2 separate regions of the Mus musculus genome follow, and region 2 is linked to region 1. A link is a loop called in an ENCODE intact Hi-C map of the cell type or tissue named here. Cell type or tissue: left cerebral cortex. All regions are shown on one strand. Links, peaks and the distances in the headings refer to the core of each region. The heading gives the core; the rest is flanking DNA. Region 1 has its middle 180 kb from the start of Gm24070. Region 2 overlaps Gm35240 (a long non-coding RNA gene).

Region 1 (9,396 bases), core at 2,598-7,597:
CAGAAACATGAGTCAAAGGGACAAAAATCAGTGACAAAGCAGAATGAAAGGCAAAAGAGGCATTGATGAGCAAAGAAGACAAGGGGAGAGGACAAAAATAATAACTGAAGTCCAAAGGAAAGAGGAAATTAATTAAACAACACCAGGTGGGTGGCAGCGTCACTGAGAACCTACAGCATGGCGTGAGGTGCCAAGTCCTTCCTGCCAGTGCTCAGGGGGCGTGGCAACCGCAAAGCACTCTCTCCCTTACTTAGCTGTGCTTCCTGATAACACAGAGTTTGGAAGCCAAGCAGATCCTGATTGAAACCTTTGGGCAAGACACTTATCTCCAGTTTTACTTTGTACAGTATGCTTTCCTGGACTGATGTGACGACTAAATATGATAAAATATGAAAATCCACAGCACAACACCTGATCTGCCTTGGGTGCCGATAGATGTTAACGTTCCTCTTTCCTCAAGTTATGCATTCCTTTTAAGAGTTACTAATTCTGTGCTGTTGCTGCTGCCGCCGCCACCACTACTGCAGACACCATAACCAAGGCGACTCTTGTAAAGACACATATTTAATTGGGGCTGGCTTCCAGTTTCAGAGATTCAGTTCATTACCATCATGGTGAGAATGCCATGCAAACAGACAAGGTTCTGCAGATGGAGCTGAGAGTTCTACATCTTGATCTACAAGCAGCAGAAGGAGACTGTGCCACACCGAGCATAGCTTAGGAGATCTCAAAGCCAGCCCCCACCCCCCACCCTCACCCCCCCCCCCCCACACACACAGTGACACACTTCCTCCAACAAGGTCACACCTACTCCAACAACTCCGAATTGTGCCATTCCCTATAGAGTTTATACGGGGGACATTCCTATTTGAACCACCACAAAATTCACCAGAAAATTCTCAGTACCCCACACAGTGCCTGGAAGATGACCAGTGTGTAATAACTAAATGAAAAACTAAACACCCATTGGATAAATGGACTAGTAAGTAATGTATGAATGACTGAATAAACAGATTACTAAAAACAATTTTTTTTCTTTTAGAAGAATTAAAAGATTCCATTGGGGGGGGGGTATGGTGTATATCTTTATGCATGTATGTGTGTGTGACATCAAAGTCACCCCAACATGAGTCCCTTAAAAAGGGAGATTGTTGTTCCTTGACTCATTTGTTCACTCACATATTTATGTATTCAAAATTTTTATTGTATATCTAGTTGCAGCTGTGTCAGAAAGCTGGCGCTGTAGCAATGAGACTACAGCTTGCTTTTATGCCCACACAGCTAGCGGCTAGACCGGGATCTTGGTGTCATCATACTATCTTTTCCACATTCACATGCCATTCATGGCCCAGCTTACCAGCAACAGTCATAGGAGAATGGCATCTGCCTTCTTTCTTCAAAATCTGATGCCAAATATACCAAACTGGCAGAACAAAATGAGTATCCATAAGTCCAACACATTACTTTTATAGATTTCTAACTACCAAGAGGTAGAATGGAGGCAGAAAGAGCAATTCCTCGTGGCAACACTCTTAATCCAAGAGAAAAAGCTTCAGTCATGACAGCACATGACAGCACATGACAGCACATGACAGCACATGACAGCACAAGGCAGGAGAAGGACCAGGAAGGGATAGGAGATAATCATAGGCATACTATACTCTTCATTTCCTGGTGTCTTTCCAATTTCTAAAGTTAGATCCATAAACTGAACTCATACTTTTGGGGGCCTATAAAACTTGCTCACATTGGTAGAAGAGCAAATTCACCTCATTCTACAAATGCTGTCTCTTCTACAATTTCACCAACATAGAAGACAGCCTGTGCTCTGTAAAGAAATTATAGCAATTAGGGTTGGTATCTGTCCTACCAACTGTTTCCTTAGAATCTTGAAATCTTTCCCATCTGTTGTACAGAGGATGGGTGTTTTCCAAACCAACTTCTGAATGAACACATGAACTGAGGAAGCCATGGAAATGTATGGCCAGGGGATGCAGTGACCAGGGATTTCAACCTGCTGCTGAGCCCAGACCTCCACTAAAATTCATCAGGGTTGTGGTGCCAAAGCCACTCTTCCCACAAGCCACTCCTGGGAAATGATTAATCATGCCATAGCTCACCCTAAACATGTCCCATCCACGGTTTTTCAAGACAAAGACCAAATGTTCAAGACACCCAGCATTCTCTGTCTAAGGAGTTCTGAGATTTTTTTTTCCTGTACCATTGACTCAAGTCTGAAGGAAAACCCTGGAAGCAGAAACTCCTTTCTGCCCTCCAAACGTTCAACTCCTACAAGCAAGGAATTACTGTCCCATTCAACTCTAAATGCAACCGAACCCTGGGGGTTGGCACAAACATTCCTAAAACTTAATCACTGTCACATCTTCAGATAACTTTGATTATTCAAGCAAGGAATTGCTTTTTTTTTTTTTAAGTGGCCTAAGAGTTGGCCAAGAAGAACAAGTCCTTTTCAATAACAAAGATACAAATTACAAGATAAGCTTTCTTGTAAATTTTTAATTCTTCATTTCTCCTATCATTTCCCTACTATTCTGAATCTTGATTTCACCTAAAAACAATTACAAAGTAGGACAATCCAGACCTTTATGTAGCCAGTCAAAATATCTACTGACTGCATATTACATTTCAACTCTAAAGTATTAGTCCTTTGGAGACTGTCTTAGTTAGGGTTTACTGCTTTGAACAGACACCATGACAAGGCAACTCTTATAAAGACAACATTTAATTGGGGCTGGCTTACAGGTTTAGAGGTCCAGTCCATTATCATCAAGGCAGGAAGTGTGGCAGTATTGAGGTAGACATGGGGCTGGAGGAGCTGAGAGTTCCTCTTATTCTAAAGGCAGTTATCAGAAGACTGACTTCCAGGCAGCTAGGATGAGGGTCTTAAAGCCAATGCCTACAGTGACACACCTACTCCAAGGCTACACCTCCTAACAGTGCCACTCCTTGGGCCAAGCATATATAAACCATCACAGAGACTATGATAACAACTGATACGATTTCTACCATCATTAGAATTGTAAATTTTGGAGGTAAATAGTCAATAGTAAAACAATCCCCCAAACAATATCCAAATATATGTTAGGAAATGTGCTATGAAGGGCAGGATGCCATGAAGTACCCCAGATGAAGTAACAGATTGGGCTGAGTTCTGAAGCATGAGTAACAATTAACTAGGCAGAGACAGTTACTTTAACTGGAGCAGGATAGGGATACCTGCTCCATGCAGGTGGATCAGCATTTGGAAGAGAGAAAGAACCACAGGGAATCCCAATAGCAGGGAAGATGGCCAAGAGAGCTGAGCCCCAAGTGTGAGGAGAAGGGCAGTGAGATGAGACTCATGCCAGACCTTGAGGATTGTCTTAATCCACTCACTCAGAGCCTTGTGTTCTCAGCATCCCTCCATGCATGCATCCCACCAGGCTCTGCATTATTTACCCCATACATCTTGAAATCCTTTCTCAACCCTCTTTCCTCCTCAGGAGAACATACAGGCTTTCTTCCTGAGCTTAGTTAGCTTCAGCACCACTGTCCTCAAATTCCTCTTCCTTCATGCTGTCACCTCTGTCTCTTTGACTCTGCTGCCTTTTCATGCAAGAGTCTTGATGCTTTATTCCCCCTTCTTCAAGTTTATCCTCAGATCCTTTCTCTGATGATGTGTAACTACCTCCCAAGGATGGTGCCCATCCAAAGGGAAGACAAAGTCTCTCTGATTTTATCTAACAACATGAAATCCACAATAGTGTTCTGCAGGGATTTATTTGTAGGAGACATTTGTAGCTTGATATTCCTGAAGCTTTTAAAGCCTGTTAGGAAAGCACTTACCATTTTTAGAAAATGAAACTTGTCTAGCTTCCAGTAGGAATACAAACTAGAAACCATCATCACAGTTTCACTCAGCAGACTGGTGAAGTAGGGTGATTTTTACCCCCAGGAAGCTGAAAGTAATGTCTGGAGATATTTTGGGTTTTGCACGAGAATGGAATGGTGACTAAGAAACAGAACCCAAGAGTGCCAACAGCATCTGAAACATCTACAGTGCACAAGATAACCCAAATCATAGAGACATATCCAGCCCCAAATGCTCTTAGTGCAAAGGTTGATAAACCTCTCAAGATGTGGAAATGACAACTCAAGGTCTACACTGTTCATCACTGATTAATGCTATTCAATGACTACCACCTCCACAATGCATTCAAATAATTGCGGCATGTATTTGTAGATATTTTTGTTGATTACAGGTTCATTCTTCTCGTCTCTGTAATTTAAGTATTTAAAGCCTTCAAGGAAATGAACCATCCTCACTATATACTTAGTAACCCAATAAAATCTGGTTTACAATTGGATATGATGTTCTATATTGATAGAGACTATCTAGCAAAAAGTTCTAAATTTCTTACATTATTTTGTATTACTGCAATAGAATATCTAAGGCCTATAGATAAAAGGATTTATTTCTTAAAGCTTTGGAAACTGAGAAGTCCAAGATAAGGGGCTACATCTAATATGGAGTGTTTTTGTTTTGTTTTTAAGATTTATTTATTTATTTTATGTAGGTGGGTATACTGTCATCTTCAGATACACCAGAAGAGGGCACCAGATCCCATTACAGATGGTTGTAAGCCACCATGTGGCTGCTGGGAATTGAACTCAGGACCTCTGGAAGAGCAGCCAGTGCTCTTATCCACTGAGCCATCTCTCCAGCCCATAGGGGGAGTTCTTACTGTGTTGTATCACATGACAAGGCCATAGAAGCATGTAACCTTGGGTTTCTCTTTTTATATCTTGAGGCCCCCACCCTCATAACTTCATCTAGTCCTAATTACTTCCCAAGGCCTCACCTCCAAAAACATGAATCAGGAGATTAAGTTTCTGCCACATAAACTTTTAGGGGAAATTTCTAAACCATAGCAGTCTCCCCTTTGCTGCCAGGGACCCCAAGCTGCTCCATGGAAGGCAAGGTGGAGGTGCTGTATAGTTAAGATAGATTTGAACTTGCAGAAGTGACAACAACCCCAAATCCTAGTTTCTCTAAAGCTTCAAGATTTTCTCACTCAACGTCTTAACTATAGACCAGCAGGTGTTCTGCTCCTCTTTAGTCGCTCAGAGGCCCAGACTGATCAATACTCTGCTGTGTCATGCTGAAGCTTCAGAAGTCATCTCAACAGAGAGGAGACAGTAGAGATGTAGACCTCAGCTCGGAACTATTACAAGTTGTTTCTTCTCAAGGTTTGTAGGCTAAAATATTCATATAGCCATAGCCAGACCAGACCAGATAGAAGACTGAGCAAGCAGACTATTAGCTAAGTTTAATTTTTAGCCCGAGCAGGTAATATCCAGGCAAGTAATTTCTCCAAGTCATCATTTCTCCCATTTTTGAGGCAGCAAAAAGAATAATTATTCCTTATACAGTGGCTGTGATGCATCAAACTAAATGTTTTACAATTCGTGATCTACAGCAGACTTCAGACCTATGGTATAAGTAGGCACAGTTAACAAAAAAATGTTGTTGTGATTACAATGATAGTAATGACTATATTGTTCTTAGTTTACAAAGTATGTGTGACTCCATCCAATCATAAGACAAGGTGGGCTCAACTAGAATCTTCTCCCTGACTTTTCTTCCCACCTGTGTCAATACAATGATTTGTCAAATTTTATTTTGTATCCTTGAGAGTAGTGTTTAATCTTTATTAATTCATCTAAAAATCAATTTTGAATACCATGTTTTAATCAATATATGGGTAGATACGAGACTTAAATAGAAAGATAAATGAGACCATAGCCACCTTCTTCCAAGAGTTCACAGCCTGAGACTGTGGGAATCCAGAAGAACTTAGGAATGGTACCCAGCAGTTTGAGGAATCACACACACACACACACACACACAAAACCTTTGTGAATAAATGTATAAAAGTTAACTGTAGTTTAAATGGATGTTGTCAAGGAAGTAAGTGGTCTGATGAGGAAAAATAGTCCAGCAAAAGGAAGACCATTTGTAAAGATTCAGAATGAATGTGTAATTGTGTAATTTAGTAAGGTCAGAATATTGAACAAAAAGAAGGGCAGGAACTAGGAGTAGAGGCAGTCTTCTATACCATAAAGTATAAGCAGGATAGCAACATGATCAAATCTGCTTTTGAAATAATCTATTAAGTGTGTATATTAATCTGCTAATGCCACTATAACAAAATAACCAAGTACTAAGTAATTTAAACGATAGAAATTTATTTTTCACAGTTCTGTGGCTTTACTTCCAAATTCAAAAAGGTGACAGGGAGTACAGCTACTCTCTCCTTAGACTGTAGGTTGCTTTATCTTCCTTGTCTCCTCACATGGCCATATGGTCTTCCTTCTGTGTACACACCCTTATGGTATCGACTCTACTTCTTATAAGAGCATTAGTCACACTGGAGAGGGCCCCACCCTTATGACTTCATTTAACTGTAGTTATCTCCTTAGTGGGTATCTCTAGACTTAGCTTCGCTGGGTGTGAGAACTTTAGTAGGAAAGGACAATTAAGTCTAACACTGGCCAAGCTTGCTAGCAGGAAACAGAGAGAGGAGAAAGCTGCCACAATCCAGGCAAATCATTCATTGACTTGTAATAATTTAATGGACATAAGGATGAAGAAAAGGGAGGTATCTGAAAAATAAAAAGTCAGTAGGCATAGGTATGTCGCTTAAAACCTAGGTTGGGAATACAAAATGAGAGAGCTATCAGCTTGGATGGAGTTAGCTAAGGACATGAAAATAGATTTGGTCACCCGAGTAAACTCAGTAGAGTGACAAGAAGAGGTGGCCAAAAGCCAAGCCTCAGAAAACACCATTTACAAAGTGGACAGAAAGAGAATGGCCAAAAAAGCACTTGAGAAAAGAGCTTAAAAGCAAACTAAAAACTCAAGATCATTTGAGGTCACAAGAAAGACAGTGAAAGGACCCTGCTCAGTAGGGTCAAATGCCAGCAAATCGTTAATAATGTACATTTTACAATAGGTTAAGGACCCAGAGACTGAATGACCTCTCTGGGGACAGGTGTGGCACAGAAAAGACTGACTCTGTGATGGTGCTGTGTGACAAGGGGACATGAGGGACAGAGGAAACTAAAGTCCTCGTGACTCGGTTGACTGAGGAAGATACATAAAGGAAAAAACGTTGAGGCAGATAAGCAGGTTAAAGATGTGCTTTTGTTCTGGTGAGAAGCTGAAGTACGCCTTTATGCTGAGAGGCACATGCCAGTCAAGAGGTAGATTGCAACTCTATCAGAGTATAGGAGAGTGGTGGCCTAGGAAGCATTGGGAGTCCTGACTACTTAAAGCCCGGTACAGTCTGTCTGATGTAGAGAACTTAGGCTGTGCAAAAGTTAAAGCACACAGGATGCTGAGGTTCCCGCTTCTCCCACCTCTGTCCTAAAATCTTCAAGGCATCTTCTACGTTCTTAGACGGCTTTTCACACATCTTCCGATCTATTAGGGCAAACACATTATTTTTCTGGGTCAGGTTATTGTTACCTAGATATCTGAGATTTATCAAAGTCCCCAGCACCTAACAGTTCAATAAACACTTGACAAATAAGTCAACCTGAGGCAGTGTCTTATCCCGCTTAGTGCATATCTTCCTGTGGAGACCAGAGAATGGACCACGTGGTAGTCAGGTATAAAGAAAAGGCAGGCTCACTTGCACGGAAGCTCTCTAGGAAAGATTCATTATTCATTCCACAAACATTTACTGAGCGTATGGCGCTGCCTTCAGCCACGGAACAGATGGCCCAAGGCAACCGACACACGAAGCCTCCTCCAAGCTGGAGGATTCCCTACTCCCCACAAATGACAAATCAGTAGCTGTTGCATGCATCCATCTGCTGCGATCTGGAGCCCAGATATTCTCTCCGCCTCTCCAGCATGGAGAAGCAGATCACTACCAATTTTCCTTTCTGTCAACAGGAGTTGAGGAATAGAGTGTGCCGAATTGACATAAGCAGCTCCAATTGCCTTCAGAATTTGGCCTGAAGCCCAATTATATTTTTCTAGTTTGTGCCACAGTACATGAAAAGTACAATTTGTCTCATTTCTTTCCCTTACTTTTAAAAATATTCAAAAAAAAAAAAACTTGGCTGAGTGAAACCAACCAAGCATGTTCTTCAGGAATAACTTTGAGCACAATCATAGCTATGTTATTATGATATATACTCTAAGGCAGATTCAGTTGAAAGAATGTGGATATATTATTTTAAAATTATATGCACATGAATAAAGTATACTGCATACAAATAATTTTAAAATATTGTTGCTAGGTTGAGGATAACTCAAGGTTATAAATACATTCATGTGCACAGGCATGATTATGGTCTTACACACACACACATACACACACATACAGAAAGAGAGGGGGGAAGAGAGAAGGAGAGAGAAATTCATTCATTCACCAATGCAATGTTTTGTAAAAGAATTATTTTCTAAGCTTGTTGTTTGAAATTTGGACTATATATTTTCAAGAATAATGTATGCATATAAGTGGCTTGTCAAGGAATCTCAAAAGGCCGACTTCACCAACAGTTCAGACAAACTAGGTAAAATTGGTCCGGTTTCCATGGGCAGGAGATGTAGTGGTTCCTGCCTGAAATTTCAGCACCAGACTGCCTGAGGCAGGAGGAACACCATGGTTTTGAGGATAGCCTGAGTTAATGATGAGTCCAGGACAACTTGGACGAGAGAAAAGACCCTGTCCCTGGCAGGGTCTCATGCTTAGACACAACACCATGTTCTAATTGCATTCACACCTTGCCTATAGCTTAGTACATATGACTAACTATAAACAGACCCACACCCGTGGTTCGTCTTCAAGAGAACCTAGGAGGGAATACACTGGTAAGATACAGATAAAGCGAGTTTAGACCATTCAGTTGTCTTCTTGGAACAGAAAATAGAAAACATTTTTTCAAACTGATTTAATCACTAGCATCTAAAATGAGAAACAGAGTAGATGCCGTGGATGTATGCAGACTTCAGTTTTCCTCTTCTGTGAACACAGCCCAACACCATGTGACTATTTCTGGCCAACAAACCATGAGTACAAATATATCCTTAAGGCTGAGGCAGGCAGGGGAAAGCTACAAGGTGTGAGCACCCAGTCTCTCTGTTTCTTGGTGTTTAGTTTGCTAGGGTTGCTATAATCTTAATTATAGCATAGTACCATAATCTTAATTGTAGGAAACAACATCAGCTCAGGATTCCCAAGATCAAGTTTTCAGCACAAAGGAGATTTATTTGCTTCAGAGGAAGCAGGGGGCAATCAGGGAGAAAGGCAAGGCCTGCCAGAGCCATGTTTGCCATGCCAGGACTGGCTAGAGTCCCTCATTATGGCTTAAATAACAGAA
Region 2 (9,396 bases), core at 1,926-6,925, 400 kb before region 1:
TCCACTTTGTTAGTTAAATAGGCATCTCAGGCATTTGTTTCAGATCTGAAACCTAGCATCCCAGTCTTTTGTTAATAATAAACAGATAAGAAGCAATGTGTAATCGTCTCTATGATTACTTCCTGCTGACACAGGGACATCCTTGTTGGGATGGGGTGTGGAAAAGCTGTAATGCTGGCCAAGCTCCAGGAAGAGCAGGCTGTTTCACTGGCTGTGGGGCCATCTGGGACCAGGGAGTACAGGTTGTTATGGAGCAGTTTGTGAGGCTGGACCACCTGGGACTAGATGCTTTGAAGCTGTCCAGGACTCAGCTTCTAAGGGAATGCCTGGAGCTGGCGCTGGAGCAGTCTGTAGTTCATTTAAAATCTGTTGGGACAGATAGACTAGGGAGAGAAGGTGGAATTAGATAATTCAAAGGAAAATTTTAACCGTGGTGTACATTTGAAACCTTTAGGCCCCAAATTTTTTCTTTTGGTTTATAAAAAGAGGCCACAATTTTAAATATGTTAGCATTACCACTGTTTGCAATCTGTATTGAAATCTACATTGTACAAAGAACAGGAGACTCATGGCTTTATGTCATAGTAAAAGCTTGGGGACCCAAAAAAATGAGTTTAGGTTAAAAGCATTCACCATCTTTCCTCTATCCAGAAGACTGGGTATATGTAGTTTGGACAATCGTTTTCAGCATACACCTAACGCTAGGGAACCCGGGTGCATAACAATCAATTTACCCACTGGGATGTCTCCCCAGGCTCCTTGAGGGTTCTTTAACCCCAGTTCCCATCTCGTGGCCTGTGAGCAGCAGTGCCATTTCCGTGGGTGGCTGCGGCCTTGTTTTCTTTCTGGATGAGGACGAGCAGATCTTCATAGGACTCTGCTTTTATCATCTGTCTAACTGACATGTGACACCACAGAAAGGTCTCACCGTACTTGCCCTAAAAAATAGGAGTCTGCAGAGAATCCAGGAAATAAAAGTCAACTATCCAGTTGCATGTAAGGCAATGGGACAAATGTTGTTTGCGGTTAGGATTGAAGAATGTCCTTAAACCCCAGCTCTGGGGCTAACATCTCTATTGAACAGTGGTTGACTTTGGATCAGAATCTTCGAGATCCTTGGGCTGACATTCAGGGATGTTTAGGTTTGGTAAATGTTTGTCTTTGTTAGGTGGCATTTGTCTCTTTACATACCTTATTTAAGACATAAATGTCAAGCTCTCTCTCTCTCTCTCTCACTTTCATTACTCTGTGTATGTGTGTGTGTGTGTATGACCTACTAGGAAATATCCATACACATCATTATTGTGCAAACTGCCCCAAGAACCATGACATTACAGATAACGACTGAAATCTTCAAGGCCTAATATCCCGATTGGGTTTAACTCCAAGGAAAAGCACTCCAGCATCAGCAACAGATGCACCACCAGTGCATAGTCCAGCATCAGCAACAGATGCACCACCAGGGCATAGTCTACCCAAAGCAGGAGCAACTTCTGTTCTGACACGCCTCTTTTTTAAAATAGGTAGGGAAGGCAAAGACTAGAATACAAAGATTAGATTTTTTTTTCAAAGATGAAGTTACAGAGTTAATGCCACCAAACATCTGTTTGGAGAGGCAAGGAAAGCAGCGATGACTGAGGAAGATATTAAAAATCCCCATAAATGATCCACCACAAGGAAGAAAAGAAAGATTCAAAAGAAGAAAAGAACTTTAGACTGTGTGGGTGCTAGGTAAGGATTGAAGGGATGAAGGAAGCCGTCAATGGGATGAAGTGTAGCTCCAAGTGCAGAAAGCATCCCTGGCAAAGGCAGACAGCTCCATTACTGTATTCACCACGAGCATGTGACCTATGGGGAGGGGGCTGATGTAGTGTGTCTGTACACGAGCTTATAGAAGTAGAAGGGAAATTGTTTCCGTGGCCTTTGGGCACATCTCTTGGGCTCAGAAAGGAGGTGTGGTGAGACATAACAAGAGACTTAGAATGTCCCCTTACTGCTGGGAACAGTCACCCCTTCCTTGGTGGACGAGGTCCCAAGTGGCTCAGGGGTGCCAGTGGGGTGTATTTTATTTCCACAGTGAGTGCATTCCATAGCAAAGCTTGGCAAATGGTTCTATTGGTTAAATGGTTAGATGGTTAGTGCTCATTGAAACTGGGAGCCAACAGTCTTGCAGTGTTATAAATACCTACCATGCAACACACGCCATCAAAACATTTCCCAGCCACCATAGCTCAGAAGTTAGTCGTGATTCCTTCTGGACAGACAAGAATCTGGGACCAGGGACTTGCAGCTACTCAAAGTCACACAGCAAAATGTCAGAGCCAGGCAGGACATGGATGGTTTGGCTTTGTGGTTCTGTGTCCCCACTCCTTGCTCTGGCCCTTTGTCCAATCAGAATCTCTCATCACTGCTATCAATGGAGCAGAAGAAAAGCCACATTTTGAGCAGACTCTGGACTGAACAGAGGACCTGGGTGTCTCTGAGATTCTCTCATGAGAACACTTCTTTGGGCTTGACATCACTCTGTTCTCCCTCAGTCTCCACACATCTGGGCTGTGACATGGTGACATCATTGGTGGTATGTGGTGAAAGCTACTCATTGAATAACACTGATGTAGAGTTCCTTCATGCCAGGTATCGGGAATCCAATGGCACCCTGCCTCTGACCTGAGTCAGGCCCATCATTTGAAATGAACAAGTATATAGCCAGATAATTAATATTATTTAACAATAATTTGATATTAAACAAATGCTATCAGAAGGAAATATAATTCCTCTTGGGAGGAGAACCTGGAAGGAAAGGGTACTATGTCAAGCAGCGTGTATCAAAGAGAGCCAGATGAGTGGGCAGGGCAGAAGGCAGAAGGGAGAAATCCCCTCTTTGCCTGCCAGCCAGCTATTTCTGCCTCTTCTTCAGCTGACCCTAACCCTCACACAGCAGCCTGGATTCTCTCACCCTCTCACTGTTAGGTTAATGAGAGATCTGTGGGTAAAGACAGACAGAGGCAGAGGTCCCTTGCTGTACTGCGGCCTAGCAGCTTGTGCTGTCAGGAGACCTCCTTCAGTCACAGCTCCCTCCCCCTTTTGCCTCTGCAGACCAAAGGGTGGCAGCAGTTTGCAGCCCTGGGTGCTTCATAAGCCCTGTCTCTTAGCTTTACCTCTGCCCCTTACCCTGTAACTACGCCCTTCACTCAACTTCCTTCACTCATCCGCTTGGAATGGTCTGGCCATTTCTGACTGGTATCCTGACCAATAACCTTGCACAACTTCCAGTGGAGCCTCTACACAGAGTGAGGTGGCCCCTGGAATTGGACATTATGGTGGCCCTTTAGGGGTCAGACTGCAAGGATGTGGATCTTGATAGTCTTTTCTTCCTTCCTTTCTTCCCTCCCTCCCTTCCTTCCTGTGCTCCTTCTTCCATCCTTCCTCCCTCCTTCCTGTCCTCCTTCCTTCCTTTTCTCTTCTCTAACCTCATACACACACACACATATACATATATATATACACATACATATACATACATACACACATACACACACATATATACACATATACACACACACATATATATGTATATCTATACATATATATGTGTGTGTATGTGTGTATATATATATATATATATATATATGGACTCCTTTTTTAGACAGGGTCTCTCACTGAACCTGGAGGTCTCCAAATAAACTAGATGGGTGCCTATCAACCTCTAGGGGTCCTCCTGTTTCTGTCTTTCCAGTTATAGATGGTTTTTGTTGTTGTTGTTGTTTTAACAAGTATTAGGTATCATAGAAAAATATTTATAAACAAAATACACAGTAGTACTTGGCGGGTTAGATGGGGTACAAAAGAAAGACTGTGGATAGCATCAGAAAAATTCTTATCATTGTCACTTGTTAGATAACAACGCCACTCCTGAGCTGGGAGCACCAGGCCAGGGCCACTTTAGGGGCAAGGTTGAGATCAGTCACAGGGGAGAAACTCTGGAGGTTTTTAAAGAATGATATGCTACCAACAATCTACCTGGGAGGTGGTTGGAAGCTCTCCACTGGATAAAGCACCTCGGAGAAGACTCAGCCACTGTGGGGTTGTTTCCATGGGGCAAATAGCCAGGCTGGAGTGGGCTGAGATCCAGGTCCAAGGTGAGAAATGTAGCCAAGGGGGCTCAGGTGAGGCTGCTGAGAAGATGGTGCCTAAGGGAGAAGACAGGTGGGTGTTGCATGGAGAAAGGCATGTGATGAACGGGAGCAGTTTGCTTTGTGTTGTGTTTAGCTGAGAAGTCATTGGGAAAAAACAGCGTGGGTATAGAGGGTGCACGGACAGAAGGATCATTGCGAGCAAAGATTCCTGAGGAAGAAATAGGTGAAGAAAGTCTCCTTAGCATACTCCACATTGAATGTCTGTCCCATAATAGAAGGGCAGGAAGAAAGGAGGCATATACAGATGTGAGTGGGCGAGCTTTTTGAATATGTGGTTCAGATGCACTCTCCAGATGATGGGTCCTTTGTACAAAGTAGGAAATGGCACCCAGGAGTCACCTGCTCAGACTGTGGGTAGGTGTGAGTGTATGAGCATGTGTGTGCAGGCATAGCATGTGTGCTAGCACGTGAGAGCACACATGCTCATGAGTGGTTCTATCAAGACTTGAAGTTTTGATCATCCAACACTGAACAGAAAGCTCGAACTGATAGGACAGAAGGAGCCAGACCTAATCTGGTTAGCAGAGGAGGCCGGGACTCCCCAAGTGTGGTTTACAGCTTCCCCCAAGACTCGCCACCTGTCCTGAGGAGCAGCATACGAGGAGAGAAAACCTGAGGACGTGTTTCAAATGTTACCGTGACATTTATAGGATTACCGATGAAAATAGAACGTCTGTAGGCATGGCTTGCGTGTGAGAAGAGAAATTGCTCATTCAGGAATCCACCCTTCTCTGTTCTGTGGAGACTTCCTAAGACGTGAGCACCGGGTGGTGTGAGATGCCAGGTTTATATGTATGTGGCTGTAGGGGGTTTCTGCTGGCCTGTGTCAGATGCTGGAGGGAAGTTTCTAGGAACCATTAGTAGGCTGAACCTGACTCCCTTGTCTGCAAGTATCTGAAATGGAATGCCAACTCTGCTCTCCTGCCAGAAACAGCCTCAGAGTGACGCATCTTCTCCCTGTTGACTCTAGGTAAAATGTTAAGGTGTCCATTTGGTTGGTTGTAAGTGGGTGCTTCTGAGTTAGTATCTCCTCCTTATCTAATTAGCTCAGCTCATGGAAGAGACTGTTGGGGTGACTTATTGCTCTCCCTTGAACCAACCCAGCCGCCATTTAAGGGCTTCTTTGTGCCAGTACCAGGCCAGGGTTTTTACACTTTCTCATTCCGCTGTGTGGGTGATTTTAATCTCTGTTTATTAACACCTACCCCATTTACTCCTTACAACAACCTTATGGAACCTTATTAGCTTTAATACATAGATGAAGAAACTGAGGCTCAGAGACGTTGCATGAGATCAACTCTGCTAGAAGTGACAGCCCTGGGCTGGAGCCCAGTGCCTCCTTAATGACACACAAAGCCAAGGCTGCTATTGCTTCTCTCTCCTACACAGCAGCTGTCAGGAGTACCTTTCCAGGACCAAGCCATAAAGGCAGGCGTGGGTATGGGGTGTGTCTGGAAGGCCTCATCAGATACCGTGATTAAAATTAGACTTTTGTTGTTCATGCCTGAACAGTGTGTTTCCACCCCATCCCTACTCTCTTCCAAGTTTACCTGGATGGTCACTGCTACACTTTGAATCTGAGGTGTCTGTTACAGATTTGTTTGTTTTTTACCTCACTGTTTAGCTAGTGGTATTATTTGGGGAGACTATAGAACTTCTAAGATGTGGGGCCCACTTCCCAACTTTTAGAAGGAGGTAGGTCACTGCGGGTAGCCCCTGGGAGGTAGACTCTCTCTGGTTTTTGTTCTAGTCTGTGGTGTTTCCTGCTCCAGCTTCTGTCTGAATAGCTCTGCCACACATCCCTGCTTCCACACACCCCTGCTTCCACACACCCCTGCTTCCACACACCTTTGCTTCCACACACCTTTGCTTCCACACACCCCTGCTGCCACACTCCTGCTTCCACACACTCCTGCTTCCACAGAGCCACACCCTCTCACGCTTCGCCTGCTGTGACGGTAGGCACCCGCTGAAACTGTGAGCCATAATTAATAGTCCTTCTTTTATGTTGACTCTGTAGGGAATTTTGTCACAGTAATGGTAAAAAACAAAACAAAACAAAACAAAACAAAACAAAACAGAAACCTTAAGCCGGGCAGGCATAAGCCTTTAATCCCAGCACTTGTGAGGTAGAGGCAGGTGGATTTCTGAGTTCGAGGCCAGCCTGGTCTACAGAGTGAATTCCAGGACAGCCAGGGCTACACAGAGAAACCCTGTCTTGAAAAACAAAACAAAGCAAAGCAAAGCAAAACAAAACAAAACAGAACAAAACAAAACAAAACATCCTTAATATAATCACAAGCTCTATTTGTTTATTTCGTTTTAAGCTAGGGGGATCTCCGTCTGTAGCGTAGGCTGGGCCTGAACTCTCAGTCCTCTCTCCTCAACCTCCAGAATGCCAGGATTGCAGTCATATGTTACCATGGTGTGTCTCTACCATAAAGTCTTATAAAAGGCATCTGTTGAGTAGGAGAAGGCCAGTGTAACTGTGACAGTGCAGGTTTAAACCAGCTCACTCACAAGTGCATTATGACCCAGGCTGCTGTCTATTCTGTTCCACTCTAGTCTAGTCTGTCCCCCTTGGGAAGTCAGCATGTACCAGAGGGACCCATGAAAGTATCTGAAGACACAATGGCTGTGTTTCCAGAGTTTAAGTCAAAAGTCCTGACTCCAGGAATCCCAACATAGCAGTGTGGCCACCTCTCCTCAGATACCAATTGAACGGTACAAGGTGGAGAAAGGGGATTTAAGTAACATGGTGACATTGGAAAGAGAAACAGATGATAGGGTTCAGTGACCGCAAGTCCTTCAGGCACTGACATGAGGTTTAAATAGAGGAACGATTGGACAAGGGGCGAGAAGTTTGAGTACCCGCCGGGCTGGTCAAGTTTTCTGTGGCTGACTATTGTCTTAGTTTATTCTACAATGTGGATAATTGTCCCAGGGCTCTAGTCCTCAAGGATGCCTGTTGCTTGGGGATAGTATTGATCCCTGTCTTAATTATTTTTCTGTTGCTGTGAAGAGACACCATGACCAAGGCAACTTATAAATGAAAGCATTTAACTGGAGGCTTGCTTGCAGTTTCTGGGGTGCGTTCATGATCATAATGACAGGAAGCACGGTAGCAGACAGGCAGGCACGGTGCTGAAGCAGTAGCCAAGAACTTACATTTTATCCATAGGCAGAGGTTGGGGGGATGGGTGGTCAGGGAAAGACTGAGCCAGCATGAGCTTTGAAACCTCAAAGCCTGCTCTTAGTGATACACCTCCTCCAACAAGGCCACACTTAATCCTACCCAAAATAGTTCTACTAACTAGGGACCAAGGATTCAAACGTATGAGCCTTGGGGGTTATATCTCATTCAAACCACCATAGTTCCTTTTGGAGATATTTATCTGTCAGTCTTGTAACTTCTGGAACCCAAGGTGATGGAAGACAAAGGTCTCTAGAGCCGTGGCTCGAAACCTGTGGGTCTCAACCCCTTTGGCAAAATTCCACTTCCAAAAATATTTACATTATGATCCATAACAGTAGCACAGCTGTAAAGTAGCAACGAAAATCATCTGTGGTTGGAGGTCACCACAACGTGAGGAACTGTATTAAAGGGTTGAAGCATTAGGAAGGTTGAGAAGCGCTGCTCTAGAAGAAAACATTAGAGCAGAGAGAGACAACACAGATCAGTAAGGCCCATGGCTGGTGTCTTCCTTTAGCTGTTTTTGCTGATCTGAATTTCAGGATTTTGTGTACATTGTGGGCAGATGTTTTCCCCACCCCCACAAAGCTCTTCACATATTTTATTCCATTTGCTGGCAAACTATTTTTTTTAAGGGCAGAGTTCCAGACCCAGGTTCGAGTTTTTGGCTTAGCTCCATCTCTACTCCTTCATCTGCCCATTTATTCACTGGGGTGCCTTGGAGGAGGAGGACTCAGACTCTGTGTGTCAAGAACGCAGGCAGATGTAAAGCCTGCTTGGCTCAGGGCCACTGAGATGTGGACCCATAAAGCCTTCACTTTTGATTTCTTTTGCAATCTTCCCTTTAACTTTATGATTTCAATCTAGTTAGATTGTCATTACATCGTACCAGCCCCACTATAGACCCTAAAAGAGTTTTCTTTTTTATTTTTCTTTGTGGAGGTGGGGCCTCATGTAGCCCAGGATAGCCTTGAACTCAGTGTTTCAGAGAATTAGCTAGAACTCCTCCTGTTCCTTCTGTCTCTACCTCCCAAGGGTAGGCATTGCAGCCTGAGCCACCATGCCCAGTTGAGTTGTCTGTAACTCATGGCTTCCTGGCACCGTTTATTCTTTCCTATGTGATCCCTGTTGCTCCCAGCTATCCTGAGCCTTTGGAGGGACCATGGAGAAAAGGAAATCTGTAAGCAAGCATGGCATGGCTCCAGCTACAGAAAGCTTATCACGTTCATTATCTCAGTTTCTTTCCCAACACTCTTAGGGGTAGAAGTTAGAATGTTTTAACACATTGTCCTCCTTATTTTAATAGGTAAAGGAATATGCCCAGGGGCTCTTGCTTTCAGCTGGACAGAGCTTATCTTCAGTGTCAAGACTTGGATAACATGGTAGGGGTCACTGTTTCTGGTGTTACCTGAGGGCAGCAAGGATACAGGAGTTGGAGGGTAGATGTACAAAAAGGGAAAGATTGACTCCTGTAAGAGTACTTCCTGGAGAAGAGATATAAAACCCACTGATATTGGAGTGTTCAGACTCCACCTATCAAAAGGGAATAATGATAATAATCACGATTATGACCAAACTCCCCACTTAACTTATTTCTCCTGTAGTCTCTCTTATTTCCAGGATATGTATGAATACATAGTGCCTGAGAGGTGCCACCAAATAGCTTTTCTTGTAGTTCATACATTTATTTAGTGAATATATGTTGAGTGACTACTTAGTTATTTTATTGATTCCTATTCCCCCCACCCCTTAGGCACAGTTCCTAGGGCTTAAGAGCTTGTCAAATGCCTACAACACTATTTGAGACCTACAATTAAATTATTAACTCCAAGACAGAAAGCATCATTTCATAAATGCCTAATTGAGTGTCTACTAAGCTAACATCATGCCAACCAGCCAACTGTTAACAATTTAACACTTTATAATTGTATGTAAGGAATGTATATAACGGGCTTTACACCTCAAGAAGAAGTAAGGATTTTAACACATGAATGGCTAATGTTTTTT

What was found. Hi-C counts contacts between places; a loop is a spot of excess contacts. Peaks named below come from ENCODE experiments on the same cell type or tissue, not always from the same donor. Only the 100,000 strongest peaks of a DNase experiment are listed, where the experiment ranks them.
Region 2: a loop joins it to region 1, with 2.4 times the contacts of the local background. A loop is called at or near these places in 2 of 42 quality-filtered maps.

Annotation. Positions count from the first base shown.
Region 1 is chr12:77,994,174-78,003,569 of GRCm38, forward strand. No RefSeq gene overlaps it. Among named protein-coding and RNA genes, the nearest start is that of Gm24070, 180 kb to the left of the region's middle. In left cerebral cortex, for the core only: a CTCF peak has its summit at 4,594 (motif pointing right); DNase peaks (open chromatin) are centred at 3,967 and 6,439.
Region 2 is chr12:77,599,370-77,608,765 of GRCm38, forward strand. All of the region lies in intron 2 of Gm35240 (a long non-coding RNA gene), which reads left to right. Among named protein-coding and RNA genes, the nearest start is that of Gm35240, 50 kb to the left of the region's middle. In left cerebral cortex, for the core only: no CTCF peak of the experiment used is centred there; DNase peaks (open chromatin) are centred at 4,558, 4,827 and 5,594; H3K27ac peaks cover 972 bases.